Regions from separate parts of the Mus musculus genome. Here all the other regions are linked to region 3. A link is a loop called in an ENCODE intact Hi-C map of the cell type or tissue named here. Cell type or tissue: heart. All regions are shown on one strand. Each heading gives the region's core, and the rest is flanking DNA. Links, peaks and the distances in the headings are about the cores only. Region 1 overlaps Car8 (carbonic anhydrase 8). Region 2 holds the start of Car8 (carbonic anhydrase 8). Region 3 has its middle 130 kb from the start of Car8.

What was found. A loop is a pair of places that touch in the nucleus more often than their neighbours do. Peaks named below come from ENCODE experiments on the same cell type or tissue, not always from the same donor. Only the 100,000 strongest peaks of a DNase experiment are listed, where the experiment ranks them.
Region 1: it touches region 3 in a loop (2.7-fold over the local background); 3 of 42 quality-filtered maps call a loop at or near these places.
Region 2: it touches region 3 in a loop (2.1-fold over the local background); 2 of 42 quality-filtered maps call a loop at or near these places.

The regions. Positions count from the first base shown.
Region 1 is chr4:8,175,010-8,185,469 of GRCm38, forward strand. It overlaps Car8 (carbonic anhydrase 8), which reads right to left. Exons shown (of 9, transcript NM_007592.3): 6 at 9,575-9,623; 7 at 8,244-8,356. Among named protein-coding and RNA genes, the nearest start is that of Car8, 59 kb to the right of the region's middle. In heart, for the core only: no CTCF peak of the experiment used is centred there; a DNase peak (open chromatin) is centred at 5,762.
Region 2 is chr4:8,233,469-8,243,928 of GRCm38, forward strand. Car8 (carbonic anhydrase 8) reads right to left here and starts at 5,573. Exons shown (of 9, transcript NM_007592.3): 1 at 5,384-5,573; 2 at 4,451-4,642. The coding sequence starts at 5,486. In heart, for the core only: no CTCF peak of the experiment used is centred there; a DNase peak (open chromatin) is centred at 5,523; H3K4me3 peaks cover 1,362 bases; H3K27ac peaks cover 1,015 bases.
Region 3 is chr4:8,108,745-8,119,204 of GRCm38, forward strand. No RefSeq gene overlaps it. Among named protein-coding and RNA genes, the nearest start is that of Car8, 130 kb to the right of the region's middle. In heart, for the core only: no CTCF peak of the experiment used is centred there; a DNase peak (open chromatin) is centred at 5,047.

The DNA.
Region 1 (10,460 bases), core at 1,485-9,484, 66 kb after region 3:
TGCAGATAGAGACTGAGTTTTGGGAGGAAAGTCTGACCCAGCTGGAGTTGTCATGGTGATCTGCATGTTCACTATGCCTACATGCTGTTCTTGCATCTCAGTGCCCATCAAGCACATAAGCAACTACTAAACCCGCCTTCTTTACTGGTCCTTCCCAGGGTCCTAAGCAGTACCCAATGCTTACAGACAGCAACTGAAAACTCTCTAGAAGTGTGGCTGCATGAGAATCCCCTCAGTATTTGCTTTTGCTTTTTCCTTAATGTTTACCCCCCACCCCCAAGGGTGAAAACAGAAAAACTCTGGACAGCACAGAATCCTATGCTATTTCCAAAAGAATAGAGTGGTGAAGGTGTGGGCTTGTAGCCAAATGCCCGTCATTCTCTCTTGGCTCTGCTACCTGGGCCCCACATGACCAAATGACATCACCTCTTTATTCTCCAATTTCCCCTGTGCAACAGAGATGACAATGATGGCAACATTCACAGGGGTGACATACACAGTAGAAGGAAGAAAGAGTCCTTGCACAGACACTTAGCATAGCTCCAGCAGCAAACCACTTATACTAATTACTAACCAGCCATCCGCACTGTAGCTTCTTTATACACCAAACCTTCAGCATTCTGGAGATAAATCATTAGCTAAAATTGATAGTAAATCAGTTCATTGGGAAAGTTTAAATCTTGCCTCTCAGCATTCACTTTAAACTGTATGAAGAGTCTATGCCAAAGTTCACAAGCCATAGGGAGGGTCAGTAACAAGCCGTGACCTAAGCACATTATAGGAACTGTGTCATTTTTCACTGACTTTGAAGCTTATTTTAAAACTTGATTAATTTTATACTTTCTTTTCCTAAGCCGAAGGCACAGCCTTCAAGCCCTGGACCTCAGTCTGGTGCACATTATATGAAAACAACTTCTTGAGAGGAGTTCTGGCCAAATGCTAGCCTCAATCATTGCCCTCTGTGGAAAACTGCTAACCATATTGTGCTGTGCACTTAAAAGTATCAAGGGGTTACATCTTTAATTAACTGCTCCCATCAAGAATGCATGATACTAAAAAAAGGTCATAAGAAGAAATGTTGAAGGGTTATCTTGGTTTCTTTTCTATTGCTGGAAGACACCATGACCAATGTATGGGAGAGTTCATTGAGAGATGAGATGGTTTGAATGAGAAAGACCCAAATAGGTTTGCATATTTGAACACTTGGTTCCCAGTTGGTGGAAGTATTTGGGAAGGATTAGGAGGTGTGCCCTTGTTAGAGGTGTGTCACTGGAGGCAAGGTTTTGAAATTTCAGATGGCTATGCCATTCTCAGTTAGCTCTTTCTCTGTATTCCTCCTACTTACAGATAAGAACATATGCTTCCAGCTATGTTTCCATTGCCATGCCTGCCTTCTTCAGTGCTCCCAGACATGATGGTCATACACTCATACTCAGAGACTGTAAGGCCTGAATAGACTCTCTCTTCTATAATTTGCTGTGGCTGTAGAGTCTTCACAGCAATAGAAACATAACTAAGATAAAGATGATGAGCATGTTGATAGTCTTGATAGTGCCAATGGTTTCACGGGTATGTCCTTAGTCCAAGACCTATCAAATTTTATGTATTCTTATGGATCCTTATGCCAAGTATGCACAACTTCCTATGTGAATCATATTTCAATGAAATAGTGTAAGGTCAGAGTCGCATATGACTTATGACTATCCTCCCAGCACTCAGGAGGCGTCTAACTTCTCAACTCTGAGTGACTCTGTACAGACTTCGTAACCTAGACATGTTTCCATGAGAAGAATCAGAGAAGAGAAAGAACATCGTCTTCCCAAGCACTCTGATGTCAATGTCCCTCTTATTCCCATCTATAGCCCACAGCAGCTTCAGCCCAGCTGACTTCCTCCAGAAACAGAGGTCACTAAGCTACATCTACCACAGAAGTGCTCTCATCACACAAGACAGAAGCATGATCATACAAAGTGTCACAGAAGGTGCCGCAAGTGCCTAAAAGCAGTCCATGTAAGTACATAACACTTCCAGAGGACCAGAGGCTACGCATGAAATTCCTCAGAACCTTCCCACCAATACCTTTCTACTGACTATCTGTTGCGGTCCATGTATATTTGGTTAAACCCATGATTTTGATAAATTCTACTGGCTTTTTTTTTGTCTTTACATGTGTGCATACATGGCTATGTTTCCACTGGGCAGGGTCTAGGGCTACCCATCCCCTTCACACTTATCTTCTGAACTTCAATGTTTGGAATTAGAATACAAATCTAATACATGGTTGGGATAAGTGCAGGACAGGGTAACAAAACAGTACTTGAAGTGACTCTCAAGAATGACAGTGAGGACTGTCAGCTGCTATACCACTCCTACTTGGTTAGCATCTCAGGTGGAGCCCAGAGACCTCCTGAGGATGTGGGTGCACACTCAGGTCTGAGACCTACAAGTACCTAAGTCTATTTTATGCTCTGGTCATGGAATACCTAAAGCTGGTGGGTGATGTAAAAATAATATGTTTCTCACAGCTCTGGAAGTTGGAAATTATAAGAGCAAGGGGCAGGCTCATGGCAGCATCTTCTCACAGCAAAAAGTGGAAGAAGAAACAAGCAAGAAAATGAAATGCAAAGTCTTTTCTCCAAGGACTCATCAACACCGTAGCCTTGGTCTTACTTTTCCATTGCTGTGACAAAGCACAATGGTGAAGGCACTTTATAGAAGTAAGCATTTAATTTGGGGCTCACCCTTCCAGAGAGTCAGACCATCATCATCACGGCTGAGAGTATGGCAGCAGGCAAGCAGGCTTAGTGCTAGAGCAGGATCTGAAAGCTTACATCCTGAGACACAACCATCAAGCACAGAGAGCTAACTGGAAATGGTGTTGGCTCGTGGAACCTCAAAGCCCATCCCCAGTGACACAGTCTCCAACAAGATCCCACCTCTTAATCCATTTCCAAAATGTTTCACCAATGGGACACCAAATATTTAAATATATGAGCAGGGGATGGGGGGGGGGCTCATACAAACCACATTCTACTCCACAAGTTCCTAGCTATATCAATGCAAAGTGCTGCATATAGTCCAACTTCAGAAGTCCCTCTCATTTTTTACAGTCTTAACATACTTTAAAAATCCAAAGTCTCATCTGAGCCTCAAGGCAATTTTAATTATAACCCACTATAAAATTAAATCAAAAAACAAATAGAATACACCATAGTATAATGGCACAAAACATAACTACCATTCCAAAAGGAAGGAGTGAAGGCAGAGTGAGGAAATATGGCACTGAAACCCAGTAGGGCAAATGCTAAATTCTGTAACTCCATCTCTGATATCAAAGATGGTTCCATCCTTCTTACTTTGCTGAATGCTCTCCCAGGCAGACATCCTTGGGTCTGCAATTCAATCCAGGCTTCACTCTCATAGCTTCACACAGTGAATTCTTAGAGCTACCATGCAGGGACACTTCTGCTAACAAAGCGGGGCTTAGCGGCTTTCCTTAACCGAGGAGGAAGATTCCACAACCATTTTATTCCCCCTTTCCTTCATGATCCAAAATCAGAACCACATGACTGGGGGCACCACATTGCTTGGGATGAAGCCTGGCTCCCTCTGTTTATATATTTGCTTTTCAGGTGGAGAATATTCTTTGGGCCTTTTCCCCCCCACAAGTTGCAGCACTGGCTGTGTGGAGTTTTGCCCTGAAGACATCACTCTTTATTCCATTCGCATCTGGACCCTCCTTATCTCCTTCAGCATAAGCCTTGATTCCAACATAAAATTTCCTAGTATTCTTTTTCTCCACAAACTGTATGTTTTTTTATTTCTATTTGTCCTGATTGCCCCTTTTCATTGATCTGCATAAGAGTTATTAGTAATAACTACTCAACAGAATCAATATTTTGAGAGTAAATATTAGCTTGTCTTAAAATCTTCTCTACCAACAAAATCAGTCCAACACTCTTCTTACATCTCGATCCCATAAACAAAAAAGAAGCCTTCATGACAGACCCCAGCTTTTAGTACTATCACATTGCTAACACCAGCATTTTGGAAGGGACCCATTAAACCCATAGATGTGGGATTTCCTTTTTTCCTTCAATTTAGCTTCAAACAAATTCTTAGGTCACAAAGGGCAGCCACATTGCTCTCAGCAGTATTGTCTTCTAAACTCCTACTATGATGGCCCATTAAGCCCCATTTACAGCATTTAACCACTTTCCCAGGCCAAGGTCCCAATATCTTCCATTCCTCCAAAAAATAACATAGTTAAGCCTGTCACAGCAATAGCCCACTCTCTGGTACCAATTTCTGTCTTAGTTACTTTTCTATTGCTGACAAAACACCATGTCCAAAGTAAATTAGAAAGCTTTTAGTTCGGGGCTCACAGTTCCTGAGGGTTGGAGCCCATGATCACCATGGTGACAGTGGGAAGCAGTGTGACATGAGCTGACACTGGAGCAACAGCTCAGCACTTATATCGTGGTCCGTAAAGTAGGGGGCGAATAGAGCTAACTAGGAATGGTGGTGGATTTGCACACTTAAAGACTGTCCCCAGTGATGTACCGCTTCCAACGAGGCCAAAGTTTTTAAACACACGAACCTGTGGGGGCCACTCTCATTCAAACTACCAGAGCCATGGACATAGATTAAAAGTACATCTGACATGCCAAATCTGCTGAATTCTTTCCATGCATGTCCATGCATAGTAACAACCAACACACTTCTCTTGATATGTGTTTGCATCTCTTGCTATATAACCACTGTTCCACCGTCATATTCTAACAATGCTAGGCAGTTCTGTCTCCCTTTTAATGACCACAAAATAAAAAGCATTTTAAAATTTCTGTCATATTTGACGATGTTTGGTATTTGTCTTCTGTTTTGGAAATTTCATTCTAAGACTCTAAATTCAACAATTTAGATAAAAATGGTTTTTTGCTGTTGTTCCTTGATTTCTAATAATTAGAGCCCTCTTATCTTAAAGTGATTAAATGGTTCTGAGAACATAAAAAGAAAATTACTTTCATTCAAATCCACCCAAGCATCTTTTTCTGTCCAATATACAGCACACTAGCCTGGAATCATAAGAAAGTCACCTCCACAGAGGCTATGGGTCGTGTATCCGGTCATGTCTGGAGTCCTCAGCACCGAGGATAGAGCTACCCACACTGCAGCAGAAGCCCACCCTCTTTCACCGTGAGTTGCTGTGGACTTAGCAGGAAGTGGAATTATTTAGGGCACTTTTTCAGGGTTGCTAGTGAAGATGAGGCATTCCAAGGCACCAACTGCTTCTGTGAGGCTAAACAGACCACGTGAGGCAGGATGCAGCTTCCCACCTTGAGACTCTGCCTGTTACCCTCTTAGGGGTGCTTTATGGACCCATATCTTTCTCTCTTTTTCCTCTGTCCCTGTCTCCCCTTCCTCCCTCTCTCCTTTAATGATGCACAAATCTTGATTTTTCTTGGTCATACCCTCTTTCTTTGAACTTCTAATTTTTACTGCCCTCTCTGGACGTCTTCAATTTTTTTTTTAAACTTTACCTTCTATGGATCTCTGTGAGAAGCATCTAGTGAAACCTTCGAGGCAAAGACAGAAAATCACTCTGACATGCATCTTCATAGCCATAAACACATGTTGTATGCATGTGCGTCTATACTTACACTGCTTCCCTCTCAAGAGATGCCACAGTGCTCTGTGCTAAAAATAAGCCCATTTCCTGACAGAGTAGTGTGACTGGGAAGGCAGCTATTCTCAAAGGAAGAGGAGACATTTCCTCCAAACGCACATGGGGTTGGCTTCTCCCAACACAGTTTATCCCCAGGTGTGACTTGGTGAATGAGGGTCAGACTTCATATCCGATCTTACTCAAACAGATAACACAAACACAGGTTCCCTTTGACACCAGAGAGAGCCACTAACAATGGATTTGCCTCTGTCTTAGAGTATACTGTTGAACATAACAGTGAAAAACTGTATCGAGTCTATGCCACACCCGAGAATGTTCACAATGGAGCTCGCCTTTCACAAACCCAGAGCCGCTAGATCCTCCATGTGATTCCAGACAGATCACTGAGGGGAAACAAACTCATATAAAAGAGTTACTTGGGGGCTGGTGAGATGGCTCAGTGGGTAAGAGCACCCGACTGCTCTTCCGAAGGTCCGGAGTTCAAATCCCAGCAACCACATGGTGGCTCACAACCATCCCTAACGAGATCTGACTCCGTCTTCTGGAGTGTCTGAAGACAGCTACAGTGTACTTACATATAATAAATAAATAAATCTTAAAAAAAAAAAAAGAGTTACTTACTCTAGGTCAACAACGCTGGAGGTTTATCTATTATGGAAGATACTGTTACTATTAAATCTCAGAATAAGACACCATTATCCCAAGGCTCTATTTTCAATAGTTAAAGTGAATTTTATAATTTCCACACTTCCTCCACACAAACCTCTACTTTTCTGAAGTCATTCCTCAGTCCATCCAGTTGGAACCACTGTGAACACATTACCACAACTGTAGCCCGTATAGTCACTTTCCTTTGGAAGTGAGAGCAATACTTTTGAAAGTGAAGGTTGTATTTCAATCTTTTGTCCCCTATGCCCAGTTCACACCGAGACATAGTTTCTTTTAAGAACTAATAGATGAGGAAGAAGAACGGAGTTGGGATTGTTCTACGGAAAATAAAAGCTGAAGGGAATGTGGTAAAAGTTCAAAACCCATGAGAGGTATCCAGAAGAGGATGAATGGGGACTTTAAACTGCTCCCTAGACAATCTAACATAGGATTGAAAATGCTAAGTATGAGATTTTAAAGAATGCTGAGTGTGCAAGAAACAGTCTTCCCCAGTAAAGAACACACCAATTGATTATGCAATATCAAATGGTCAGCCCTGAAAATGTGCATAAAATAACGTTATACAGAATAAGCAGGGTATATCTATGCATTTATGAATACATATGTATTTACATACACATCTGCAACAATTTATGAAAAAGAAGCCATACACTTGAAAGAGCTGGGGGCAGAGGGCTACATGGGAGGCTTTGGAGGAAGGAAATTATGTAATATAATCTCAACAAATAAAAATAATATTCAAAAACATAATAAGTGAAAATAATACTAGCAGAGGAATTAATCTATAATTTAGTTAACTTGAGCTTCTTAACTTCAAGAAATGATAAGGTATTTTAAAAAAATCTTAAGACTTTCCTGAAGAAAACTTGGTTCTAACTATTTCTTAAGCATTTGAGGTGTGTCAAGAAGGGAAAAATACAGCTTTAGAGAATAAGACCTCTAGATCTGGAAAGACAGAAACCTTGCAAACATCTCTGTACTGTACTGTAATCATGTCATTTTTTTTTCTATATGAGTGGTACTGTCAGTCACAGCCAGGACCACACATACTCAGCAAGAGCTCTATCCTCTGCCCCTTCAAAACCATCAGCACATAATAGAGGTTCTGGCTCACTCTTTCCCAGCTAACATCCAGCCAAAATTTCCTAGGCTGTCTCGACTCACAAAGTTAGCATTCATACTTCTTCCTCTTCCTCCTCTTCTTCCTTCTCTTCCTCTTCCTCTTCCTCCTCCTCCTCTTCCTCCTCCTCCTCCTCCTCCTCCTCTTCCTCCTCCTCCTCCTCCTCCTCCTTCCAAATACATCTTGCTACAATAGCTAGCCTAGTCTTAAACTCCTGGACTCAAATGATTTTACCACCTTAGCATCCCTGTGGATGTGAGTCCCCACAGAAGGCTTTCACTAGCATTTAGAGAATCTGTATGGAACCCAAGGACAGCAAGAGTGAATAAACCCAGGGAACAATCCAGAACTTTTCCAGGGCTTTCTTTCTGACTCTCTCACATACCCTCATACACCACAGTAGTTTGCGTGGCAAGAAAGAACGATTACATGCCTGTGAAATAATCAGCAGTCCCACGGTAGCTGCAGAACTTTCCTTTCCCATACCTGGAAAAACTCACATAAAGTAACGGCTAGACTCACCTCAAGTTTGCCTGTTTCACAGTGACTTTTGTTTCCTCCACAAACACTAACTTTTAGAATACAGATCATAAAAGAGCACTGGCTTTCATTCACCTTTGACCTTTCTATCAATTTCCCAGGCTCGCAGCATTTAACTTTCATCCGAAAGCTGATGATCTAACAACAGGAACTAGAGCGTTTTCCCTTTATAGATAGGATATTTAACCTCATAACTTCCCTCTGAAGGATCGAAAGGTGCATACTCACCTGCATCTGGGATATAGTTAAAGGGTATCGGAATAATATCCAGGTAACTCCTTCGCTGCAAGGTGGGATAGTAAGAGATCCTTCATAGACCCAGTAATCCCGCAGAAGAGGGTCTGTGAAAACACGCAGGCATGTTATGAAGGGGCAAGTTGATGGACTTAAGAATCCAGCAGCAATTTTCAAAATGGCAGTCAGTTCATGTAACATTTCTCAGGTGGATGCTATTTGTAAGTTAGAGCTCATATACAAATTCTTACACTACCACTTGTGAAATCACAATAATCAATGAAAAACCTGAATAATTCACTTTATATTTACAACGATTTCTATCAATGGCTCATTACACATATCTATCATATGTCTTAATACAGTTAGGAAACTATTGCCCATTTTTTTTATAATAGCTGATTCACAGCTGATTTCTATTTAACTATGTGTTGTCCAGTGTTCTTTGGGGTGGTATACAACAATTCATTGACTCTTCTCAACAAACAAATGAGACACATTAGCCCCATTTTATATGGGAAAACTAAGTTATAAAATGTTAGCAATTTATCCAAGATCACACAGCTACTAACCAGCAGAAGATTTGAACCTAAGCAACGGCAGTGCTTTTAAACATTCCGTTCTAGTGACCTCTACATTTTATTTTCAACAGCACGTTACTAAAATCCTACTGTGATACAAGAAAACAAGCCACTCCTTAGCACTGCCTGAGAGAACTGGTGATTGAATATACACCAAGGGAAGTGTTCAATATGTGAGGGAAACTACTTTGTGATAGAAGAGCTAAGCTAAGTGTAGAGAGAAGATACAATGTATCAACATGGTTGGTTTAGAACAGCACATAATTTAAGCAGAGAAATGTGGAGACCAAAACTATAACTCCAAGGTATCTTCAGGATGTTTATATATAATTATTACCTGTGCATGACTACAGTTACAACACTTAAATACTGATGCTGTAAGTAAGTAATCTTATACAAGTAGATATAAAGTTTATTTCATTCTAGAATAATCTGATTGTCTTGGAAGTGTTATTAGCTATTTGAGGTTTGCTGGTTCTTTACTCTGAGGTGGCCACTTTACATTTTATAAATGATGTCACTGAGAAAGTTCTTTCTCGAATAAGGAAGCAGAGGCAAGGATTTCCTAACATTCAAAAGCTTTCCTGCCTTATCAACAGTGATCTGAAACTGCACCTGGTATAGCGAACAGAAATTCCAAAGAAATCTTGTTAGCTAATAATAGATGCTCATGAACACTCAAGGAGAACAGGGAGCTTACACACACAGTCAAAGTCCAATCAAGGCCATCCAATAAACGCTTACCTGGTAATAAAGTGTTAGGATTAAAGCATGGAATTGTTTTGGATTTTCCCTGAAAAAGAAAAAGATAATTCACTCCATGTTAGTATAAAATTTATTAAAATTTTGAATAAAAATTATGAGAACTAAAGATCTCTGCACTTAAGTCTTTTCTTATGATTTTACCAGCTCCCAGTATTAGTGAGTTGACCGCTCTTCTCATTGGAGTGAGATAGACTATATCCAGTAAAATACACCTGCTCTGAGTCTATGGCTGTTTGTTTTTTAATTTAAATTTCATTTGTAATGTCTGGTGTGAATATGCAACTGGTGCCTATTGCCCTTCAGAAAAATTTTTACTAAAACAGATGCCATTGCAAAAGTTGTCAGAGGATGTCTCATCCTTACTTCCTGGACTCCATCCTGACTTCAGGGGGAGCCCTTTGGTTGCCTTCCAGAAGATGGCCTCTGAGCCCCTGGAGTAACCCACCTCCACCCCTAGTAAGATGTTCTCCTATACCTGAAGGCTTGGGTCATGCCATATTTAAGGTAGAGTCTTGGTGATTTTCAACCCTTCCCTTGGGGCCTGTTACACCAGCGTGAGCCAGTGTGTTTATCCTGAAAAATACATGGACGCCTGGCTTGACTCAGTGTGTGAGAAATAACAACAGGACTTAAGAAGCCAGGGAACATTGACTAGGCAATTCATGATAAATGGTCAGTCCATGAAAATATCCCTAGACATCAAGGACACAAGAGTTTCCAGGTCACACAGGTGAAAAACACATCATGCCAGGACAACTAGGAGCCCAAAAGAAACACTGGGAAGCTTGGCTTCAGGTCCTCCTAGGCTTTGACACATGTCCCCTTCCCAGTATCACCCTGTAACAAACTGTAACTGGTAACTTTA
Region 2 (10,460 bases), core at 728-8,727, 120 kb after region 3:
CTTTGAAGCCTGACAACTTGAATTTGATCCCAAAACCTCCGTGTAAAGGTGGAAGGAGGCACAGAATCATAAAATTACCCTCTGAACCCCCCGCCCTCCTGCATGAACCCTCAACATGCACACACATGCTGCCTCGCATGTGCGCGTGCACACACACTCACACACATGTTCTCGAATGTGTGCACGTGCACACACAACCCATATATACATACTAATAACTAAAATAATAATTACAAAGTACATTTTTAAAAGCACGTGAGTGGGGCACTGTAGGTCATGTTTATGGTTCCAGCTATTGAGGGTAGAGGCAGGAAGTTGTTGAAACTCAAAACCATCTCCAGCTACACAGTGGTTTTTACACCAGCCTGGATAACTTACACAGCTCCTATCTCAAAAACAAAACACACTAAATAAATAAATAAATAAGATCACAACAAATAAATAAAAACAATTTAAAGCTGTCACACTGTCACCAGGAAACACCCCCAGTTAGACGGGAACTGCTTCCATGTCTGCTCAGGCCTCACTACCCAAGAGGGAAATGTGCATTTTGTCATAACAGCCAAATGGAAAGAGACAGAAGGACAGACTTGGAACGGAAGGGCATTGTGTATGCCTGGATGAAGGTGGAGGCATAAAGTGGAAAACTTCAAACAAGAAATGAAAGTCCCTAAAAAGAGCGGTTCTCTCGGAACTCCGTTCTCCATAGCCAAACAGCTGCCGCTACACGGCCTAACAGATGAGCAGAGGATAGGAACTACAGTATGGTGACACTCTCGTGGCTGTTGACAACAACCAGAATGCAAACAGCCACACGACGTGGGCCAGCCCTCCCTTGCTACCTACCCAGTGTCCCTAAAAAGCAGAAACAGCAAGCAGGTAAGTTCTGAGGACACTGAGCCCCCTCCAAAGCTATCTCTAGCACACCATGTCACCGCCAGACTCCACTACTGACCATGTGACCAGACCTCAGCCTCTGCCTTCCTGAACTGAGCTTTTGAGACTCATCTAGACTCATCTTAAGTCGGAGCAGAGAGCCGCATCACTGGGTGTTTGAGGAGAACCTCCTAAGAGGAAAGGACAGAACGGAACTGAGAAAGAAGGAACCCAAAATATGCAAACAGGAGGAAGGCAACAGAAAACGATGAAGAAGGGTCTCATTTTCATAAGACACTGAAGGGTGAAATTCAAAAGAAAATCAAATCATCTGCACCAGATTTTAGAAACTGAAAATTGAGAGCAAACTCAAAAAGTCTGTGTGTTTCGGTGGCAGTCCAGAGACGCAGGGGCAGCTCCCAGGGGCCAGAGAAAGGACAAGGGAGAAGGGAGGACTCACTGCTGTTGAATGTCCTGAGACAGGATCTATCATCTGTCAGAGTTGGAAGGGAGTTCCTCTTAGGCAACGTTAAAAAGATATAAACAAGAATACAGTAACTCCAAAGGAAAACATTGTTCCATAAAGGAAACCCAATAGAGCCTCGGGCAGAAATGGCAGGTGCAAGGTCATAGCAATTATGCTTTGAGTATTACTTTTAATAACAATATACTTTAATGATGTGGGACAAAACCAGGACAGGAAAGAGTAATAAGACACACCTCCCCTTCCACAGCACGGAGACTGAAGAACTCTTAAATATCAGAGCAAATGGCATAAGCCTGTTATTAAGAAATACAGAGGTAATGACAATGGAAACAACTTTAAAAAGTTCAGCCCTGAAAACAAACATGTCGGTAACATTATACAGACTGAGCAGGTTTTACACACACACACACACACACACACACAGACACACACACACATACATACATACATACACACACACACAGACACACACACATACAGACACACATACACACACACACATACACACACACACACATACACACACACACACATACATACACACACACACACACATATATATACATACACACACACATACATACATACATACACACACACACACACATACACACACACACACATACACACACACATACATACATACACACACACACACACACACACACACACACACATATATTGTACTGGCTAGTTTTGTGTCAACTTGACACAGCTGGGGTTATCACAGAAAAGGGAGCTTCAGTTGAGGAAATGCCTCCATGAGATCCAACTGTAAGGCATTTTCCCAATTAGTGATCAAGGGGGAAAGGCCCCTTGTGGGTGGGACCATCTCTGGGCTGGTAGTCTTGGTTCTATAAGAGAGCAGGCTGAGCAAGCCAGGGAAAGCAAGCCAGTAAAGAACATCCCTTCATGGCCTCTGCATCAGCTCCTGCTCCCTGACCTGCTTGAGTTCCAGTCCTGACTTCCTTGGTGATAAACAGCAATGTGGAAATGTAAGCTGAATAAACCCTTTCCTCCCCAAATTGCTTCTTGGTCATGATGTTTGTGCAGGAATAGAAACCCTGACTAAGATATATATATATATTAATGAAAATGGCCATGGGTTTGAAAGATAGCAAGAAGGGGTAATACACAAAAGTTAGGAAAGAAAGGGATGGGGAAATGATGGAATTATATTATAACCTCAAAAAAAAAAAAACCAGAAAAAGTAAAGTTTTTAAAGGTTCAAAGTAGTTGTTCCTATAGGAAAACCGGAAGTTCCTATAGGAAAACCGAAGTCTACAGCAAGACAGGCTGTAGTTAGATGTAGAGAAAATGTAGACATAGCCAACTATTCAAATTATATCTGTAGTCCATTTTGATAAAGAAAAGAAGCTTCATTAAATAAATAAATAATAGTGTTCAGAGTTTAAAGACAATTCCTTAGAGAAGCTGTAATAAACTAATTAAGAGATTTTTTTTTTCCAGTCACTTGCCTTCTTCTTCTTTTTTTTTTTTTTTTTTTTAGATAAGCTCTTACTGTGTAGCCATGGCTGAAACTCCCTATGTAGATCAGGTTAACCTGGAAGTCGAGAGACCCCACCTTCCTCTTCCTCTGCAGTGCTGGATTAAAAGGTGTGCACCGCCGTGCGCAGGACGTTTCTTGACACATTAAAAGGGAGAAATCACTGTAGTGACAGGAGAGGACTGGGCCCCTGAGGGAGGAAGGTCCAGAAAGAAGTAGAGAATGAAGTCTGGATCCAGCCTTGCAAGTCAGGACAAAACTACAGGCAGCAGTTCCTTCTGCTCGGGAGTGGAGGTCAGAGGAGGGGAGGGGCCAGGAATATATAAAGTATACAGAAGTATAGAATATGTAATGACCAGAGATAAACATCTCCAAAGCATTCTGATTTAAGCTCAAATCTAAGTTCACTGTGTGAGTGTGTGTGTGAATGTGTGTGTGTGAGTATGTGTTTGTGAGTGAGTGTGTGTGAGTGTGAATGTAAGTGTGTGAATGTGTGAATGTTTGTGAGTGTGTTTGTGTGTGTGTGAGTGTGTGTGAATGTGTGTGTGAATGTGTGTGAGTGTGTGTGAATGTAAGTGTGTGTGTGAATGTAAGTGTGTGTGTGAATGTGTGTGAGTGTGTGTGTGTGTTTACTAGCTCCATATAAAATACACACTGTTTTCAGGAGCTGTCCCCACCTCAATTAAACTACCAATAACTGCAAAGAATACAGGCTCTGCCTGGTGGATTTCGAATTGAAACTGTGAAACAAGATGAGGAATAAATATCTTCTTTGCCTAATGACAGACCTAATGGTTTCATGGTTTGAAATACCTAGCTGATCAATTTGGAATTAATGTAAGCACAGTCTGTTTGTAAAACACATCAACACTCAACACACTAATGTTACATTCCTTCCAGGAGGAAAAATAGTCATTATTCCCCATGAAAAACACAATCTTAGTGCTAATGTTTTTTAAATCTGTTTTTGTCTCTCCTACATTTAAGCTGGAAAGCAATTCTCCCAGAAATTGCATTTTCCACAAAACATTTCAGATTCATTTCGGCAAGGTTCAAGAAGAGTGAGTGAGTTAACAATAACCAAAAGCAAGCACTGAGTTGCCACTTAAATATCGGACTGCATTCAACATTAAAGTTATTCTTGTCATTGATAGAGAAGGGAACTTTAATTTGAAAAGTTTGAACACAGGTGATATCAATACATCCCAATCTTTGGTCTCACAAACTATTTTCAAAAGACATTATAATTAAATGATTTCAGCTAATCAGTAACTTAGAACAAAACGCACAGCAGAAAGACCCAATTCCGCAAGCCTGTGTGTGCACTCCTTCCTTCATAGCTCAGTAAATGTTTGTTTGAGCAAGAGGCAGCTCCAGGCACAGTTTTGGAAGAACAGCCAGCTGAGATAATCATCACTTCACCCTCTTAGCCCCTGAGAACTCTATTAGAAAATAATTCCCAGAAAAATGCAACTTATAAGGACCATGAAAATAGAAACTGTGTTGGTGTCGCCTTTAAAACCATACAAGTTAAATCAGAGCTTGCTTATAAAAGTGCAGAAACATGTGTTCCAAATTACCTGATTTTGACTTCAGGATGACTTGAATGGTGTGTCCATCGTTGGTGACTTCACAGTCCCGGCACACCACATAATTTGGAGACAGGCGGACATCCAGCAGTGAGGGGTCATACCTGGCTTCTCTGGAGTTTAGGTTGATAGGTGACTGGTACTCCCCATTAGCATCAGGAAACACTAAGCCCCACTCAACACCTGAAGACAAAATGAGACTAGGTTGGATTTTTTTAAGGTTAATGACAGTAAAATATAACACAAAAATCTCATAATCCTTAACATTATAGCTGTGACTATCATCTGTATGTAGATGAAATATAAGAAATGTGTGTGGGTTTTTACATTCATTACGTGAGTGATCTGTTGTTAAATATCACACACAAAATCCTCTACTGTCTGTGCATACAGACGCTTTGATGTAGGGATCTAAGAAACTTATGCCATCTTGAAGTGACTAGAAAAAAGATACCTCAGAAATTTCTTCTGCTCATCAGTTCAATTATGTGCAGTACTGGGAAATTTCCTCAAAGCCCCACATGCTCAGAGACAACAGAAAACCTGTAACGCTAATGAGCGCCACTTGTTTAAAATGCAAATACAGTGTCCCATACATATTAGTTCTTTTGCTCTTTTCTCCGTGTATACAGGAAACATGGGCGGGCACTAATGACTATTCGAAGCCCTGGATCTGCGAAGACAGATTTAGAAAACTCTTTTTAAAGTCCCCAAGATCCAGCCTGCAATTCGGGACGGTTTTTCTGAAGTGCGTTTGGTTATACTTCCCAAGACTAGAAAGCAACTCGGTTGCACGTCTGCTCCAGGCTGGGAGATGTGGCTGCCTGGGTGCAGCAGGTGCGAACAGCACTCAGGCAGCCACGGAGGGGCAAGTGGGGGACCGCGTGGGGCGTAGCAGCCGCGACAGCGGCCCCACGAGCCTACCTTCCTCGTAACCCCACTCCACGCCCTCCTCCTCCTCCTCTTCCTCGTCTTCCTCCTTCTCGGGGAAGGCGACTGCATCCTCAATGAAGCTCAGGTCAGCCATGGGCAGCTCTGCGACACGGGTGCGGGAGCGGCAGGCGCGGGGCTGGGGACCGCACTGAGCGTGGCAGTCCCCGCGAGCGCGAGAGGCAGCGGTCCGGCGCAGGCTTGCGCGTTTTAAGGTCGGTGGGGGCGTGTCTGACTCGAGGACACGCCCCCCGCCCTACACTCCCACCTACACCCCCTCTCACCCCACAATCGGGACAGGCAAGCCTGCGAAAATCAAACTGGGGCTGCAGCAACACGGGAAGCCTGCTGCACCCAAGTCCTAATACCCTTTCAAAAGCCTGGAGACTCCAAAATCCGCCCTGTCTCCCGTGCTCCCCTTGCTCCAAACAATTTTCCCAATGGAGTTGCCTTGCTTTGGGAACGGGATTGAGACCGGGAACCCAACAAGACTCCCTGGTCGAATGGTTTATTGGCCATCGTTTACCGGTCAATTTTGTTGGGGTTTGGTTTTGTGAGACTGGGTCTCAAGGAGACCAGGTTGGCTTCAAACTCCTCCCAGTGGAGAAGCGGATGACCTTGAACTGCACAGGGCTCGCTCCACTTTGCAAACACTGGGCTTGCAAGAATGCACCACCACCATGGGGCCAAGCGTGGTGGTGGCAGCTTATCTGAGCGAGTTTTACTTTTTAATCCGTCCTTAAAACACAGGGAAAATGAATATGGATTTTATTTTTCCCAAAATAAGTCCAACAAACATTTCACGAAAAATAATTTAGCAACTAGACATAGGTATAGTTTGAGAAATTTTTACTAAATATATTTCAAAGACAATGAAATGGGGTGTTTGGTTCCACTTTCTAAGTCTGGGGTGCTGCTGCAGGCTCACCTTGCTGTGGACACCGCTCCCAAGCGCCTCGTGAAGTCGCGCAAATAATGAAATGCACACACATTACGAAACAAACAGGAACTTTCCCCGATCCAAAGAGGTCAAGTCGTTACCCCTGAAGCGTGTGTCCCAACCTCAGGCTAATGCTTCATCCTGGTGTTCCAGCCCTGTTCAGTAACCCCTAAGCTCCTTTCCTCCACGATAGCAGATATATTTGCATAGTAAGTTAGTACTCAGGCCTGCAGTATGCTTTGCCTTTTACATAGCCCATGCACACTCCACAGTGTCTGTGAGATTAATGGATGCATCGAGTTCCTCAAACAGGGCGGGGGTGATTGATTAGCTGGGAAATTTTAAGGTGCCGGGTTGCTATCCTTTACTGCCTGTTGGGGCCTTAACTTAAAAAATAAATATCGTATCACGTCTTCAGGAAGTGGATGGAGGCTAAGGAGAAAAACATCAGTTGACCTACTCCTCCACTGTCTGAAGAAAAACAAAAAACAAAAACAAACAAACAAACAAAAAACCTCCTGGACAGCTGCAGCACCCACATGGCCTGTGGGTTTCAGGGTGTGTGTGTATGTTGTTGTTTTTTTTTTTTTTTAATTAGGTACTTTCCTCATTTACATTTTCAATGCTATCCCAAAGGTCCCCCATACCCACCCCCCAATCCCCTACCCACCCACTCCCCCTTTTTGGCCCTGGCGTTCCCCTATACTGGGGCATATAAAGTTTGCAAGTCCAATGGGCCTCTCTTTCCAGTGATGGCCGACTAGGCCATCTTTTGATACATATGCAGCTAAAGACAAGAGCTCCCAGGTACTGGTTAGTTCATATTGTTGTTCCACCTATAGGGTTGCAGTTCCCTTTAGCTCCTTGGGTAATTTCTCTAGCTCCTCCATTAGGGGCCGTGTGACCCATCCAATAGCTGACTGTGATCATCCACTTCTGTGTTTGCTAGGCCCCGGCATAGTCTCACAAGAGAGAGCTATAACTGGGTCCTTTCAGCGAAATCTTGCTAGTGTATGCAATGGTGTCAGCATTTGGAAGCTGATTATGGGATGGATCCCTGCATATGGCAGTCACTAGATGGTCCATCCTTTCGTCACAGCTCCAAATTTTGTCTCTGTAACTCCTTCTATGGGTGTTTTGTTCCCATTTCTAAGAAAGGGTAAAGTGTCCACACTTTGGTCTTCGTTCTTCTTGAATTTCATGCGTTTGGCAAGTTGTATCTTATATCTTGGGTATCGTAAGTTTCTGGGCTATTATCCACTTATCAGTGAGTACATATTGTGCGAGTTCCTTTGTGATTGGGTTACTTCACTCAGGATGATACCCTCCAGGTCCATCCATTTGCCTAGGAATTTCATAAATTCATTTTTTAATAGCTGAGTAGTACTCCATTGTGTAAATGTACCACATTTTCTGTATCCATTCCTCTGTTGAGGGGCATCTGGGTTCTTTCCAGCTTCTGGCTATTATAAACAAGGCTGCTATGAACATAGTGGAGCATGTGTTCTTCTTACCGGTTGGGACATCTTCTGGATATATGCCCAGGAGAGGTATTGCAGGATCCTCCGGTAGTACTATGTCCAATTTTCTGAGGAACCGCCAGACTGATTTCCAGAATGGTTGTACAAGCTTGCAATCCCACCAACAATGGAGGAGTGTTCCCCTTTCTCCACATCCTTGCCAACATCTGCTGTCACCTGAGTTTTTGATCTTAGCCATTCTGACTGGTGTGAGGTGGAATCTCAGGGTTGTTTTGATTTGCATTTCCCTGATGATTAAGGATGTTGAACATTTTTTCAGGTGTTTCTCTGCCATTCGATATTCCTCAGGTGAGAATTCTTTGTTCAGCTCTGAGCCCCATTTTTAATGGGGTTATTTGATTTTCTGGACTCCACCTTCTTGAGTTCTTTATATATATTGGATATTAGTCCCCTATCCGATTTGGGATAGGTAAAGATCCTTTCCCAATCTGTTGGTGGCCTTTTTGTCTTATTGACGGTGTCTTTTGCTTTGCAGAAGCTTTGCAATTTTATGAGGTCCCATTTATCGATTCTTGATCTGTCATTGCTGACGAAGTCCATGCAAAGGCTGGAGAGAATCTCTATAAAAAGATACCTGGGTCATTCTGAATTCAACATTAATATTCCCCTATGCCCTTAAACGAGCATACATGTGATATTGTGGCCATTTTTGTCTGACCTCTGACTGCATTTAAAGTACATGAACATGGAAGTGTTTACCAAATCAAATGACATCAGACTATCCCTGACAATTAAATTTTTCATGAGTAAATGGTGTGCCATATTTATTATAGACAGGCTGAAAAATTGAATTGTTACTCTTGAGGTTTGCAGCCAACAGCGTCACATATAGCAAGAAGGCATTGCTACTCAAAAATATGGCTTCCTGTAAGACAAGCATTGGTTTGGCTCATATCATTTTGTTCTGGACTTTCAAGCTTATTTGTATAATATAACTCCTATAAGCAAGCAAACAGTAACTCCAGCTACATAGACATGAGCCGTTTTGCTCTGCAACCAAATATTCAATTACCATCCTTAATTGCTTTGAGACTGTGTGCTTCGTATGCTGCTAATTATTAACACCTTAAGACCTCTCCACAGATCCCCTGCTATATTGCCACCAAAGATTGCATTATTAGCTCTAGTTATTATAAAATTCTGTCATCAGAAAATCTAAACACAGATCAAAGATATAGGCCAATTCTTTAATTGACAAAATAGAACAAGCACACCCAAACCCAATATCAGAATCTAAACATATCCATGCTTCACATTAGGAACAGAAGTATCTCCTGACTCTGGGTCTCTCTTAAGTTACTATGGTATTTGAGACTTTGTCTTCATTTGCTCACACTTAGTGTTTGCATACCTGATGTCAAACCAGATCAGCAGAACATTCTCTTAACACTCGGATCTTATCACAAAGTACCGATTGATATAAGCATGGGTCCCTGGAAGGGGCAAGCTCCACTAGATATCACAGGAACAGAGAAAGTAGGGTCCCATCTCAGAGATTATCAATACTCTTGTCCTCCCAGTCAATCTTCCTTGTCCTTTGTCTGCCCTATCAAGACTTGCTAAAGTGCATTGATGAGGTTGGGTCCTGGAGTGATCATGTCTAACTGTCACCCTCTCACACTGCATGCTCCTTATCTTCTTGGAGTACCTTGACAGTAGAGCTGGCTTGTCTGTGGCAAATGCTCTCTAGGCAGATCTTCATTCTGGATCTTCAGCAGCAATGAAAGTGGAAGACCCCAAAGGAAGAAAACACACTTCTGTCCTAAGGAAGTTACAATTTCCCTGTTACAATATCATGAGTGCATTTCATGTTACTTTATGCAATTAGCTCCTCTGCTCTCTCCTCCCCCTCCCCCTTCCCTTCCCCCTCGTCCCTTTGGTGGTCCTCTTCCACCTCACAAATATCTTCCCTTCTGCATCCATGCCACACATCTTCCCTTAGGCTCCTTTGTCGCCTCCCGCTCCTAGCCTTCAAGCCTCTCCCTCTCTCTGATATCCTACTTCATGTCCCATATGTGTGTGTGCCCATGCGCACACACACACACACACACACACACACACACACACACTCCTCACATAAGACAAAATGTTTATCTTTCTGGGTCTGGTTTATATGTCCATTTTACTATAGTTGTCATAATTTCATTCTTCCTTATACCTGACTAAAATTCCATAAAAAGTCCATTGTGTACATGTACATTTTCCCTATCCATTATTTGTTGGTAGGCATTGAGTCCGGTTCATCTCCTCGGTGTTGTGAAAAGGGAGGGGGGGGCAGTAATAACCTTGTAGGTACAAGTATGGCTGTGGTGTGCTGGCTTTGAGTCCTTCTGCTGTGTACCCAGAGCTTGTATAGCTGCATCAAATGATAGTTCTATTTTTAGATTTTTTTTTCAAGGAGTATGCATACTGACTTTCATAGTGGATGTACTGTCCACACCAACAGTGTGTAAGTGTTCCTCTCCAAGACCAGCACAGACACAATGATGTACAACTGTATCACAGCACTGGGGAAGCAAAGACAGGCAAATGGGCAGGGCTTGCTGGCCAGTCAGCCTAGCCTACTTGACAAACTCTAGGCTGAATACCA
Region 3 (10,460 bases), core at 1,673-9,672:
ATATAACATATCACAGGGTAACCAATATGAGAATATAATATAGTTTTGCTTTATTTTTTATGGTAGAAAAGTGGGTGTTTTTAACTACATTCACACTTTTTATAAATTTTAAATGGATAGAAATTATTATTCAAAATAATCAGAGTATCCTCCAGGCGTTAGTGCAGTTTGCAGGATTTTGTTGAGACTGAGGTTGAGAAGGAATAGTAAGCCAGTCTGCACCAGCTCAGCAGACGTCCCTTCTTCTTTTTATTTAAATTACGTATATATTTCATTTACATTTCCAATGCTATCCCACCCACTTCCCCACCCACCCACTCCCACTTCTTGGCCCTGGCATTCCCCTGCACTGGGACATATAAAGTTTGCAAGACCAATGGGCCTCTCTTTCCACTGATGGCTGACTAGGCCATCTTCTGATACATATGCAGCTAGAGACACGAACTCTCGGGGCACTGGTTAGTTCCTATTGTTGTTCCATCTATAGGGTTGCAGATCCTCCCAGCTCCCTTCCCTTCTTCTTAAACTAGGCCTGAAGTGATTTCACAGCGCTGTGTAGGCTGGTATCCATGGGGGCAGACTAAGCATAAAAGACTCCGAGATTCCACAGCTCAGCAAAGGAAGGCGCATGCGCAAAAGTCCCGTAAAGGGGGTGGGGGGAGGTTGAAATCTTGGGCCCTTAACCTACAGGCTGAATCACTGGAGTCTGAGGTCGAAATGCCCAAGCCATGTTCACCCCGCTACACACAAAGCCTCTTTGTACCTTTGGATCAAAATGCTAAGCTACCTTAAAATTCTCAAAGTAAAGAAGAGTCACCAGTAGACTCCTAAAAAGTATGATTGAAAAAAAAAGTCATTCTTATTCCTGATATCCGTTATGGTGAATGGCTTCTGTCACTCTTGGTGATGAAGATTTAGCTAGTGACTTTGATGACACTCGGAAAATAAAACTGCATAAATGCACTCAAGCCAACAACTTCAGAAGCATTGGGCCACAACAGGAACATGAGCATGCCCCTCCTATAAAGACGTGGAACAGATGATTTTTCTGTCTGAGCCTTTGATGTGTCCTGCGTTATCTCCTAACTTCAAGTCCCAGCCTGTGAAAACTAGTTTTGAGTTAGTGAGTAAATGAGTGGGTGGTGCTCATGGAAACAAACACAAACTTTAAATCCATTTGAACTTTTAAAGTAAAAACTGTTTTTTTGTTGTGTTTTTCTTTTTTTTTTTTTTTCTTTACTTTCAGAGTGGAGGAAAAAAAGACAAATCAGAAAAGCATGAAGCACATACTATATGTGTGTATACTCTGACAGTAGGATTTTCCCTAAGTCCAGCCAATGGAACGTTTATATTCAAGCCGTCTGAGACTCTGCCCTGGCTCCATGATCCTATCCTGCCTCACTACAAAAGCGAAATGAGGCCAGATCTTTCTTTATCATCTAGGATTCCTGGGGGAAGATTGAGGCATCGTTTATGGCTTTGAGGTAAATGTGTGGCTTTCATTAGCATTAATGGGAGCACTTCACATAGAAAGAACACACTCCGGGATTTTTAAACGCTCTAATGATGATCTGCACAAAGCCGGAAGAGCCTTTCTGATTTCCGCAGCTCTGACCGCGCGGCCGCACTTGGATTACGAAGCACAGTAGGCTGTCCTTTTAAGACGCTTTGTCCATTTAGTCGCTTTAGAATATCTGAGAAAGATGTTCTGGAAAGGTAGCATCAGGCACGGGTTGTCTCTCCAGCATGGAGGGTGAAAGCTTTCAGGCAGCCCTCTTGTTCCAACCTTTCTTGTGAAAAGAAAGACTCTGCTAATTAAAAAAGCAACTTGAGGTTCTGCTTTTCATTCATTCATTCTTCCTTGCTTTTTTTTTTCTTAAAAAAAAAAAAAAAGGTAGCTTCAAAGAAAAAGCAAAATGACAGTATTGCTCTTGTGTCTGGACAAGCTGGAGAAAACCTGCTGAAATATGTGGACCCAACAAACTGGGCACACTTTTCTCCTATGTCTAACAAAGAAGCAGAATCCCAGTTACTTATTCACCCACTCATGTGCATGTGCGTGTGTGTGTGCGTGCTTGTATATTTATGTGTGTGCATTCATGACGAGACCAATGGTCGATTGCAAGCGTCATTCTTCAGGTGCTATCCACCTTGAGTTTTAAGAAAGGGCCTCTCTGTTGGGCCTGAGGCTCATTGTTTAGGCAAAGATGGCTGACCAGTGAGACACAGGCTGTCTGTACCTTCCCAGTGCACCCAAACCCAGCTTGCTCCAATGCAGCAGTTCTAAGCCTACCAGTTGTGAGGTTGTGACCCCTGTGGGAATGGAACAACACTTTCACAGCAGTCGCCTATCAGATATCCTGTATTTCAGATATTTATAACGGTAGTAAAATTATAGTTATGAAGTAGCAATGAGAATAATTTTATGGCGGGGGGGGGCGGAGTCACCACAACATGTGGAACTGTGCTAAAGGGTCAGAGGTCACAGCAATAGGAAGGTTAGAACCACTGTTCTAGAGGGTTTGGGGAATCAAACTCAGCAACGTGTGTTTGAAAGGAAAGTTCTTTACACAGAGAGCTATCTCCCTAACTGCATGATGGGAGGCCAGGTAAACAGAGAGCTATCTCCCTAACCCCATGATGGAGGCCAGGCAAAAGTGGGGGCCTGCCTGGCTGTGGGAAGCTAAGGGGCACCAAGAAGGCTCTGAGTGTGTTACAACTGACCCTGTCCATCTGTGAAACACGTTGAGAAACTAGAAACAAGGTAAGCCGCAAGATAAGCACTTTTCATCAAGAAGACATTCCCAACCCAGTGTTTGACCCGCAGTGGTCCTGTTGCCTGGAGACTACAAGGGAAATGAGGGGTGGGGTGGCTTTGAGATAGCCTTAAAGGCTATGAAATCCCTGGTATTTCTCATATAAAAATATTCTTACCATAAAAGCATGGATTCAGCAATGGTTCCTAAGAAAAGATGAGGAGTGGGAGGTATTTGTACCCAGGTCAACAGACAAATGTTGTTTTACATTCTCAAACTGTAAGTTTGCAATTAGTTGTGACAGGAGTTTGTGTCTGGTAATAAAATCAGACAGTACCATGTATAGAGGAACAGTCTGCTGTGAGGACTGCCAGGGTGGAAAATGCAGCTCTTCCCCATTTGTGGAGTTTAACTGCTCCCCAAGCAGGTCAACCAGGAGGATTAATATTAAAAATCAGCAGATACCGCTCAATGCAAAGTAAGCTGAGGTCCTGTGCACTCCCGTGTCTTGCTGTATCTACTCACTATGCAAGCTACTTATCAGACTGAGGTGCCAGCTCCAAGGTGGAGGTGGAACAGGCACCTGCTGTGCCCAGTGGCCTGGGCACTCCCTCCATCTGCCTACATGCCTGAGACAAGACTTCCCAACACTGGGTTTCATCATCCCAGCTCACTATAAATAGAGTGCAGACCCCATGTCCAGATAATATCTACTGTGGTCACATCTATCGTAGACCTTGGTGCTACTCTTTGGGATCTATGACTGTGTCTTATTCTGCTGATAGTCTCCAATTGCCGGTTACAGTGGCTGCTATTCAACTGCTCCATTATTAAATTATAAAATTGATCCCTTATCTGTGTCAATAGATGTAGGGTTTAATAGTTCAGATTTCAAAGTGCCTAGTCCTGCCTTGTTCCCTAACTTTTCCGTAGTCTTCCTGTACATGCTTGAATTCAGCTAACAAAGTTCGTTCATCCTCAGTGGCGGGCTGCCAGATTCTTGCCACGTCTTTCCCCTTGATATTCTCAGGTTGGGATCTTTCCACCTCACCTTTTTAACTATATCTCCCTTCTTTAGCTTTCAAGTTCTAGACCACTTCCTTCAAAAGACCTTCCACACCTCAAACTGTCCATTCACTTTTTTGAACAAGAAGTCTACTCTATTCACATGACTTTAAGAATCTGGATTCTAATGGAGTGTGCTTAGAAGAAGGAATGGGTTTTTGTGAGTGTGTTTGTGAATGGGTGTGTGGATGGGAAGTATGTGCCCGTGTGTTTCTGCCTGTGGAGCCCAAAGTTGATATGAATGTTCTTCTCAAATGCTCTCTACCTTACTTTTTGAGAGAGGATCTCTCGCTGAAACTGAAGCTTACAAACTGGGCTAGACTGGCTTTCCAGTAACCCACCTCGCCCCCAGATCCTTCTGCCTTTCCAGTACTGGAATTACATGCATGTGCTCTTGGTTTTTATGTGAGTTTTGCACATCCAAAACAGGTCCTTAAGCTTGCACTGCAGGTACTTGATTGACTGAGGCATCTCCCTCCAGAACAGGGGTTTCTTTGGCATCAATACAGTGACAGAAACACAGTCACAGATCAATAAACATTACTAAATATATTGATGACAACATTGCATCTGTGCCCTTCCCTTCCAAGGAGATGTAGGAACATTAACGGTAACATTTAGTATACAGCAATAGAAGAGTATGTAATATGAGTAGCCTTCTGGATCTCATCTATATCCACCATCTCTATAGCCTTTCTATTGGCCAACAAACCCTGCACTGGGTGACACAAATCTGCTTACTAAAACTTCAATTCATGTAGCACTATGCACATGTTAAAGACAACAGCAATGTATATGATGAGCATTAGGTAAGACCATCATAAGCTTTTCTGACCTCAGACATCATGCAGACCCAACTTTATCCTGTTTTCCGTTTCATTGTGATTGTAAAAAATATCTTGGTGAGCAATAATACCTCCCGTCACTTATAGAGCCCCACCATTGGAGCTGCTCTTCAGAAATCTCTGCATCTCTAAAACCAAGACAATACATGTATTGTTTCATAATAAGGCAATATTGTCCAATAGGGTGTGATTTATTCTGAATGCCAGAGGAAAGAATTGAAGGGACTATTGTTAGGCAATGCTTATATTGTAGATAACCTCCCACTGAGCAGCATCCTGTCCAAAGAGGGACTTCTCCTGAGTAAGGAAATGAGACTTTAAATTCCCAAGGGACCATTAAGTCCCCTTGCCATTTAGTTCTGTACTCAGTGTGTGGCAGCAAAGGAACCCCGCCCATTTCCCCACTGTGCAGTTGGGTCATTGAGTCATTGTTGAGTGTTTCAAAAGCAGGGGAAACACTGTCTAAAATCTAGATAAAGCAGTACTTCACATTTTGATCCAGCAGCCTACGTTCATATGCACCAAGATATCGTCTGCTTCATCTGTCCACTCTCCTGCTAGAGTGTAAACACTAGAGGAAATCTGTGAGAAGCTTGTTAGTGTTACTTGTTAGTAAAGTTGTTAGTATAGCTGGTGACTGAAAAGCTGCTGGAAATCTTCCTCTGACCTGTAAAGACATTTCTGCCCACATGAAGGTGAAGGAAGCAGTCTATGGAATCCAAAGCAACAAGTGTTGACATGAGATGAGCCCCAGAAGTCCAGATAGCTGCAGTTCACTGAGAGTCACAACCTTTGTCCTCTTTCTTATCTAAGTAAGTGTCTCTTGAGAACAAAATTCTTTCTACTTCCTTTTGAGACAATAAGTGCTACTAATGATTATTAACTTAAAACTGAAAATTAACTGACTAAACAATAATGGTATTGTGTAGAAAGTTTGTTATGGTGTGAGGGGATATTCCAGTCATATCCATGTAGAAAATAACATTTACCTTAGTATACTGAAGCGAATGCTGCTGTTACTGGAGAGAAAGAGGTCACCACAGAGGACATCATGAGGTCTACAGGCCAGAGACTGAGGAAGCCCAGGTGTGGGGTGGTAGGGAGGGAGGTAAGGCACCAGCACAACTGAGGAAGAGAAGAAAGAGTCCTCAGAGAAGTCCATTAAAAGACTCGGGAGGCAGATGCAAGCATACCACAGTTACCTTGAAGCCAGCAGGTCAACCTAGTGAGCTTCCGGACACCCAAGGTCAGACAAGGAGAGAGAGTGTGTGTGTGTGTGGAGGGTCTTGTCTCAAAAAAACAAAATGCAAAACTGCCTCAAGTCTGCATTCTGTGCAAGTTTCTGTGAGGAGGAATGCAGAAGCAGAGGACAGTTGACTCAGAAGGTTGCCTGGGGCTCTGCTAACATGAAAAGATCTAATTTCTCAGTGTAGATGGGGGAGGGAGAAACGTGGTGTCACTCAGCTGGTCCTAAGTGATGCCTCAAAGATGTGGGCACTAGAGACCACACATGAGGCCCAAATGCTGCCTCTCTATTGAAATCAAAAGCAACAAGTGCTGGCATTTGGTAAGCCCAGCAAGTCCTGATACTCATACAAAGAAGGACACTATGAGTGTCATGGATGTTCCCTTGCCAAAGTGACTGTGACACTTCCTTTGTGAGGGAAAACTGGCTTATTTTTCATTATAAAAAGTTTCTTACATATAAATAATAAGTATGAATTCCTTTACCAGATCAAAGGTCAAAAATAGCTACACAACACACACATACTCTCTCTCTCCTTTTTAAATGATGTGTCATCTCATTTCCTTAATTGTAGAAGTCTAAGAATCTTAAAGGGAGCTGGGCAGTGGTGGTGCACGCCTTTAATTCCAGTACTTGGGAAGCAGAGGCAGGCAGATTTCTGAGTTTGAGGCCAGCCTGGTCTACAGAGTGAGTGAGTTCCAGGACAGCCAGGGTTACACAGTGAAACCCTGTCTCGAAGCAAACAAACAAACAAACAAAAACAATCTCCAAGGGAGTCCCTCTCCCTGAAGTTTCGAAGCATTCTAAGTTTAGTTCAGAAGGAGTCAATACACCCCTCAGTGTCCTTACTTCCAGGATCGATCGTTAGAGTGACTCACAGGTAGAATAGACATTTGAAACGGGGAGGGGGATCACAGACTCTGACAGGATTCCATCCTCAGACTTGAAAATGTCACACCAATCTGACTCTGTGACCATCTCAGGTTAAGATTCATCAGGGGCCACCAATCGCCAGGTCCTGTCTACATGGTATTTTGCTTTGCTGATGCCCTTCCAAATAATGAACTTCAAAGGGTCGCCCATGAACTAGCAAACTTGGTTAAGACTTTCAGCCCCTTCGCCTCAGAAGAACTGTAATTCATTACATAAAGGAGTTGAGTTTCTTCCCACAGTTGCCCTACCAGAGGAAAGAAAGTCTTTATTAAGATCCCCTACCCAGCCGGGAGTAGTGACGCACGCCTTTAATCCCAGCACTCGGGAGGCAGAGGCAGGCAGATTTCTGAGTTCGAGGCCAGCCTGGTCTACAGAGTGAGTTCCAGGACAGCCAGGGCTTCACAGAGAAACCCTGTCTCAAAAAACAAACAAACAAACAAAAGATCCCCTAACCAATGAGAGTACAGCTGCCTCCATTTGTGTCTTTAAAAGACTGAAAATGAGAGAAATTGTGCTTTTAAATGACTTGCTCTACTAGTAGAAGAATCATGTGCAGATAAGTTTTTAAACTGCCTCAACAGTACAGAATAACATTACAAACTGCATGTGCTTCTCAGTTCAACTCAACTCACCATTCAGGAACTATTTCATCCTCTTTTGCTATAATGTTCATATCCACACTTACTCTAGATTGATTCTCCCCAAGGGATATGGCTTCTCTTGGTGCCTAGTATAAGAGAAGAAAGAAATTACTGGTGAGAAACTTGTTAGGGGATGCTGCTGCCTTGGGGGATGTGGTGGTGGCAGTGGGGCAGTAGTAGTGGTGGTGGTGGTGGTGGTGGTGGTGGTGGTGGTGGTGGTGGTGGTGGTGGTAGTTTATAAAATCAGAATTCATGAATGCCATGTGTGAGACTCAGGGCATCTCGACTGTATGCCTTCTTCCCAGGTGCTCATTTTTGCTATTCCTTGAATAAGGAAAGCTTTGTTCTCATACGCTGTGTACTGAAACTTGTCCTTTAGTGTGATAGTTACCTTTACGTAGCACAATGCCTGGACCTATAATCAGTTTTAATACACAGTTGTTGAATCCACTGCAAACTACCAACTACAAGTGAATGTACAAGGCTTCCCTGGTGTGTTTAGATGTACTTGTAAGCAGTGCAGTAAAAACAGCAAACATCAACTCAGATAGCCTTTTGACTGATAATTTTAATGGACAGCTAGGTGTTTATGTTTTGAATCTATAGATGAAGAAACTGAGCCCTATGGTGCTTAAGTACAATGTCAAGAACCACACACAGCGGGCTGGGCTCAGACCGAGGCTTAGAATCGGCAGGTCTGGTTCCAGGAGCTGGGGAGGCAGCTCAGTGGGTAAAATGCTTGCTGTATAAGGATCACAGTTCAGATCTCCAGTACTTACATAAAAGGCAGATATGGTGGTATACTGTTGGGAGCCATTAAGGCAACGCTATTGTCCTGATCTCTGAATTGGGCCTCTCCCCCTGAGAAGAAAAGGGGGTCAAAAGCGGGCCACCAACACATGGATTCCAAGAACCACGGGATGTTCCAGCCCTGGGTCATCACCGATGTCCTGACCACACCCTGATACCACCAAGTTCCTGCTTCCCAGTGTAGCTGCCAAAAGAAAGAATTTATATTGCCCCCCTTCCCATAAGTACTTCTCCTTTTGCTTGTATTGCCCTACCCCTCCCACTGATAATCACTTCCCCTCTTGCTTGTATTGCCCTACCCCTCCCACTGATAAGTATCTGTACTTCCCCCTTTGCTTGTGCATTTAAACCTTGGACCTTTCTCAATACATTGGGGTCTTGATACAACTTCAGAACGGTTTCCGTGTCGTTATTCGTACAAGACCCTCGTCTCTCTCTACCCCCCATTTGGTTCTTAGGAGGAGGTCCCCTCGAGATCCTCGAATAACTGGACCTGCTGGACGGGTCAAGTGGCGCCCGACGTGGAGCACGAGGTACGACTGCCCTCCGGACAACGGATTAAGGATTAAAGAGGTACCGCGCAGACAGAGAAACAGTGGGACAGTCCACCGACACTTCACTCGAGTGTCGAGTACAGACGTCGGGAGGTAAGCCTAGGCATTCAGTTGTTGTCCCATTAACCATGGGGCATTTAGTGAAGAGATAAAGGGTTCTCTTAAGGAGAGAGGGATAAGAGTTTTAAAAAAAAGGGGGAATTTAATAATATATTTTTGTTTTGTGGACAAGAAATGTCCATGGCTGGTATTAAATGGTTCTAAAACTTAGAATAAAGTAGGCAAAGAAATTAATAGTTTAATAAAACAAGGAGAAGATGTCCATGAGTCCTTTTTTAGTTATTGGGGAATCATCAGAGATCTCCTTGAGCAGGCAGAAAAGGGCGGAAAAGGTGCTCGCCTCCTAGCCCTTACTGAAGATTTTTTAGAAAGCTCCCAATCGCCATCTCACAAAAGCAAAACTAAGCTGCCGGCGCACAGTATCTCTATTAGAAGGTTTAGCAGAAGGCTACTTGATACCCAATAAATGGAATAAAGTTATTCAGTCTGTCCTCACTAGAGGCTAATATTTAACTTGAAAGTCAGAGTTTGTGGAAGACAGCCTCCTGAACTGCTGACAAAATCTGTGGTTAAGGCAATTTCGCTGCAGACATAAAACAATTAGGGCTCTCCCCTGTTGTCCTCGCCCAGACGGCACAAGCGGCCCTGAGAGCTTGGCGCGCTGTCCCTGCTACAGGGGCGCTAACTATGCCCCTAACCAAGATTATACAAGGGCCCCAAGAGTCCTATGCGCAGTTCATTGCCAGATTGCAGGAAGCAGCTGAAAAAATTTTGGGACCTGAGAAAAGTGAGGGTCTGTTAGTTCGACAACTTGCTCTTGAAAACGCCAATTCAGCATGTAGGGCTGCCCTGAGAGGTAAAACCAAAAGTTTAGATATAAATGGTATGATCAAGCTTTGTAATGAGGTAGATGTGTTTTCTCAACAAGTTTCTAAGTCTATTAACCTGGCCATTGGGGCTGCTCTAACTCCAGCTCCAAGATTGGTGCCGAGCCCCATTGGCCCAAGTTAGAAGTAGACATCTGTGTCCTCACATTGGGTGCAGATGCCGCCTGGGGCACCCCTGATTATTATATGCCTCAATTAACAGCAGTTAACACAGGTGAATTTGGGCCCCCTCCCCAAAAGACGTTTTTTCTCATCACCGGCCGAGTGTCCAGACTTTTGCAAGGCCTAATGGTGACTCCTACAGTGGTTGACACCGACTACCATGGGGAAATAAAAATCTTAGTCACCGCCACGCAGGAACCACTTACCCTTAGGGCTAGAGAGCACATAGCCCAAGCCTTACCACTCCCACTATTCGGCCATTTCCCTTATATGAAAGAGGAGCGAGGACCTTCCTCCCTGGGATCCTCAGAAGTCTACTGGGCACAGAAAATAACTGATTCATGGCCCATGCCGACTTTGTTTCTAGAGGACAAACAGTTTCAAGGGCTCCTAGATACCAGGGCAGATGCGACAGTAATTTCCTCAACACATTGGCCTGCAGCCTGGCCCTTAACAGCCCACTAAGGAATGGTGTAATCCACTGATCATAAAATTTACTGC